Regions from separate parts of the Homo sapiens genome. Here region 2 is linked to region 1. Evidence: read pairs that join two places in POLR2A ChIA-PET (ENCODE). Cell type or tissue: B cell. All regions are shown on one strand.

The links. ChIA-PET counts read pairs that join two places held together with the same protein. Peaks named below come from ENCODE experiments on the same cell type or tissue, not always from the same donor. Only the 100,000 strongest peaks of a DNase experiment are listed, where the experiment ranks them.
Region 2: POLR2A ChIA-PET joins it to region 1 with 12 read pairs; 10 of 35 experiments call an interaction of 5 or more read pairs at or near these places.

What each region holds. Positions count from the first base shown.
Region 1 is chr20:53,750,210-53,752,709 of GRCh38, reverse strand. No RefSeq gene overlaps it. Among named protein-coding and RNA genes, the nearest start is that of ZNF217, 160 kb to the right of the region's middle. RefSeq lists an enhancer at 1,421-1,922. In B cell, no CTCF peak of the experiment used is centred here; a DNase peak (open chromatin) is centred at 1,169; H3K4me3 peaks cover 993 bases; H3K27ac peaks cover 2,095 bases.
Region 2 is chr20:53,934,265-53,936,764 of GRCh38, reverse strand. All of the region lies in intron 1 of BCAS1-AS1 (BCAS1 antisense RNA 1), which reads right to left. Among named protein-coding and RNA genes, the nearest start is that of BCAS1-AS1, 20 kb to the right of the region's middle. RefSeq lists an enhancer at 1,252-1,753. In B cell, no CTCF peak of the experiment used is centred here; DNase peaks (open chromatin) are centred at 1,556, 1,744 and 1,980; H3K4me3 peaks cover 478 bases; H3K27ac peaks cover 1,822 bases.

The DNA of each region.
Region 1 (2,500 bases):
CCTACCATCACCACCTTCCTTGGGCTCCTCTTTCTCTTCCTATTTTCTACTTAACCCAATTTATAAGGAATAAGTTAAACAAAAGTAACAAGCAAGTAGTGAAACTTCACTTAAAACAATCTAAAAGCCAGAATGCAACCTGATTGTTTTACAATAGAGTAACCAAAGACCCCAATTTTTTTGCGCACAGTCTCAAGCATCCTCAAGGGCCTAGTGTATCTCTCTTAGGCTCTGGAAGAGGCTGGTTTTTAAACAGGATTGTTTTTCTTTAATATTTAAAGATATTGTTTTATGCTTTCATCTAGTATGATGTGTATTTTAAAGAATAGAATGTAAACAACATTAGTCATTTGGATGTTTCCTATGCTTTAAATACACATACACACATACACACACACACACACACACACACCACCACAGCAGTAAGCTGAAAGAAGAGTTAATAACTTTAATAAAAGTTAAATAAAAGAAGAGTTAATAACTTTAAACAGAGGTCGAGAGAAAGCATCAAACATTTATTTTTTGTTCAACAGGGAAATTTCAATACTGCTTTATGGAGTCTACCTCGTTCCGGGCGGGGTAGAATTCCAGATTGGCTTCCAAACATGATTTCACGAGGAATGCCTCGAACCAGGAAGTTCTTTCATGTTCTGAAGCCTCCTGATTCTTAGAAATTAAAGGGCTTTCTGTTTATTATGTAGTTGTTTGCTTGGGTGTTTGCTTTTGCCAGTTGACTTTATTTATTTTTATTTTAGATTACAGAAGTAAAGGAAAAACACTGTAGTATATATGACTGAAAATAGAAACTCACCCTTCTCTCCCTCTGACATGGCTTTCCCCACCCCCACCCCATTTTTTATTTACTTCCTGTGTTAATGGTAAGAGAGTATTCTTCTCGTCCTTTTTTAAATATTTTTACACATCTAAACACACACACACACGTGCAGATACATGTCCTTTTTTTAAACGTAGAGGAAATCATACAGTATTCACCTTTCTACAACTGTGTTTCAATCAACAATATTGCTTGATGGTCTGTCCTTGGCCAAACCTATAGCCTATCTTATTCCTGAGGCTTTTTTGAAGACTTTTGCTCACTTAAAACCACGTTGATTTTCCACTGCCTTCTAGAGGCAACCTCACCTCCTCTCAAGGAAGCTTTCAAGCACGCAAAGCAGGCTCACTTCCTCTCTTGGCTGGAGGAAATTAGGCCTTCACACTTTCAGAAATAGCATCACTGTACCCCATTGCCTTATTCTGGTCTAAGTATCCAACAGACAAATTATCCTTTTCCTGTTAGCTGTGACTTTGAGTTTTCAGGACCGGAGCAGTTCCTAAAGTCAGAGAGAGAGAACGGTAATCATTTTTTACAGGGAGTGTGTCTTGATGGAGACAGAGGTTTAACCAGTGACAAACTGCTCAGCACAGCCCTGCCTGGCTGGAAAAGCATCTGTTTTCACTCCCTCGCCTGGTTACTAGTGGGTTCTGTCGCCTCATTCATAAAGATGAGATCGCTGAAACAACAGGCAGCCACAAAGCTCCAGGAAATATAACAGCATGCAGCTCCTCTCCAAGGTGTGAGTCTGTGTGTGTGTGGTGTGTGTCCATGCATGTTTCGCACGCACACTTACAGCTGCAGCACGGGGCTTAGAAAGATGTTCTGCCAGAGAAAGATAGGAATCTCCCTAGCAGCAGGCAAAACAGCCCAGGAATTGGAACAAGGCCCAGTCAGCCTCCTTTACTCCTTCGTTCATGCAGTTAATAAGCATCAGTCTACCTCTCTTAAGAGAGCCTAGTGGTTAGAGACTCAACTCAGAACTCCGATCCCTGGATTCCAGTCCAGGCACTGTCACTCACCGGCGCTGGTATTTAGTGTCTCTATTCCTCAGCTTTAAAATGACGTAAAATATACATCCAAATTTATTATCCAAACCCTTATAGCCCAATACACTTTGGAATTCTACACTTTTTATATTTTAGAAATGTAATGCGGTGCCTATATCTGATATTACATTGCACCTCCAGCGGGGTCGGGGCAGCACTCCCTGTACCATCTGATACATCAATATATCCACAAAGAAACATACAAAGATCTGGCCAGGCGCACTGGCTCACGCCTGTAATCCCAGCACTTTGGGAGGCCAAGGCGGGCAGATCACAAGATCAGGAGTTCGAGACCAGCCTGGCCAACATGGTGAAGCCCCATCTCTATTAAAAATACAAAAATTAGCTGGGCGTGGTGGTGGGCGCCTATAATCCCAGCTACTTGGGAGGCTGAGGCAGGAGAATCGCTTGAATCAGGGAGGCAGAGGTTGCAGTGAGCTGAGATCGTGCCATTGCACTCGAGCCTGGGTGACAAGAGCAAGACTCCATCTCAAAGGAAAAAAAAAAGGAAAGAAACATACAAAGGTCGCATTAAATGTGAGAAATATAGGCCGTGCTGGGATTACAGGCATGAAATATTTCTCACATTAAACATGGCGAAACCCTGTCTCTACTA
Region 2 (2,500 bases), 180 kb before region 1:
CAGGGTCTGTGTCTTAGGTTAAAAACCTCTGTGTCGGCCAGGCGCGGTGGCTCACGCCTGTAATCCCAGCACTTTGGGAGGCCAAGACGGGTGGATCACCTGAGGTCAGGAGTTCTAGACCAGCCTGGCCAACATGGTAAAACCCCATCTCTACTAAAAATACAAAAATTAGCCGGGTGTGGTGGCAGACGCCTGTAATCCCAGCTACTCGGGGGGCTGAGGAAGGAGAATCCCATCTCTACTAAAAATACAAAAATTAGCCGGGTGTGGTGGCAGACGCCTGTAATCCCAGCTACTCGGGGGGCTGAGGCAGGAGAATCCCTTGAACCCGGGAGGCAGAGGTTGCCATGAACCGAGATCACACCATCGCACTCCAGCCTGGGGGACAAGAGCGAGACTTTGTTCCAAAAAAAAAAAAGAAAAATCTGTGATCTGTGTCTTAGGGTTTTCTCGGGAACCTCTATCCCATGACAAGGAGCTGAATAGAAGGACATTAATATGGGTGCTAGTTTTAAAGGTACTGGAAGAGTTGAAAAGACAACCATGGGGCCGTGAGGCCCACCCGGAGATTAGAAATAGAACATGGCACATGTATACCTATGTAACTAACCTGCACATTGTGCACATGTACCCTAAAACTTAAAGTATAATTTAAAAAAAAAAAGAAAGAAAGAAATAGAAATAGGCTACAAAAAGAACCACCACTAGAGACACACAGCCAAAGGGAAGAGGTGATGCTTCTGGAGCTAGGGAACCCGGCACCCTGTGGGAAATAGAACCCCATGTGGATGGGGGTGAGGCTGCTTGAGGGTAGCTGGAACCCAATGGAGGCTTCTGCAAGCAGTACCTTTTTGTTGACTGGAGGGAGGAGGCAGGAAAAATACGTGTCAGTGCCGCCCACTGGCTGAACTTAACCAGAAGCCAGTTGGTAATGGAACCTGGGAAATGCAGTTTGAAGAGAAGCTTGGAAAAATGATCTGAGAGTAAACATACAAATACCTAGCACAGTTGGTGGCTTTAAGAGGAGAAAAAAGGGAAGGGAAGGGGAGGGGAGGGGAGGAGAAGGGAGGGGAGGGAAGGGAAGGGAAGGGAAGGGAAGGGAAGTGAAGGGAAGGGGCAACCTTGATTAGTGTCCCACCCCCTTCCCTGGCTCTAAATAAATGAACATGTATGCTATGGTCATGCTGACATCCTTGTCTCCTCCTTTATCTTCAGAAGAGAGCAGTAGCTATGAACACAGGCTCTGGGTCCAAACAGCCTTGGTTGCAATCCCAGTGGTGCTACTTGCTAGCCACGTGGCTTTGAGCAGGTTCCTTAACTTCTTCCAGCTTCACTTTCACATCCATAAAGTGGAGACACTAGTAGAATCCACCTCACTGAGTTGCTGTGGGGATTTAACGATGTATTCCATGCAAAGCACAAAATGAGTGTCTAAGAAATGTTCATGCTTATGGAAACAGACTGTTCTTTGAGTTTCAATCAGCTTATTCAAGTTCCTGCTAAAACATGTTTCTTCTCCTCTTTACCACTCACACCTCCAACTTCAATGTCTAGAATCTACCCCTTGTCTCTACTTCACAGTCTTTAAAGTAAATAAATAAATAAATCTTTCTATTTTCATAGAGGTTCTGTGAGAACTGAGGAGAAACAGCCTTTCTCCTCCCCTCTGGGCTCACAACCCTCTCTCCGCATCCCCTGCCCCCTCCCTATCTTTGCTGGCCAGTTGTTCACAAGTAGCTTAACAGTTTTGAGAATACAAAAACAGGAAATTATGCCCCAGCCCTAAGACTAAAAAACTCATGTGCAAATCCTTCAGTGGACAGATTTCTTCAGCTTTCAAAAACTAAGGCCTTGAAAAATCAGGTCCCATGGCCAAATTTTCTGGATTTGCTTAATCATTTCCTTTGCAAATTTATAACCTCTTTAACCATGAAGAGAGATGGTGAGAAAGGGGGAGGCGGGAGTTGAAAATGTTTTAAGTTAACCGCAAGACAGGACAGGAAATTCTGGAGGGGTGTGCATTTCTCTTTAATCCCTTAGTGGCAGAGAGGCCTAAGATAGCAGCTCTGGAAAACTATTTATTGTCCCAGAAATGACCGTTCTGGGATATTGTTTTGCTGTTGATATTGACCCAGAGGAAAATGTGGCAGCCTTCTTCATTCAGTGGCTTAACAGAGAATAGAAGAGCAGGGAAGGCTCTGAGACACCCCGGTCTGATCCTTTACTTGACTCATGCAACAGACACTTATTGAGTGGCTGCCCTGCCCTCCAATGGATAGAGAGGACTGAGACAGCCTCCCAAAGAGGTGAAATAACTTCCTCGCTTTTTCAATGCCATTTGAAAAGTTAAGGAATCTACTGGGGGCTGTCTACTAGAAGAATCTAAAATAGGTGATCCAAAGCTGTTTTATTATTAAAATTCCTGAAAGACAAAAAGAAGTGACTTTTTTTTTTTTTTTTTTGCCCTTCCTTCTCACTTTCTGAGTTTTTCTTGGCTAAT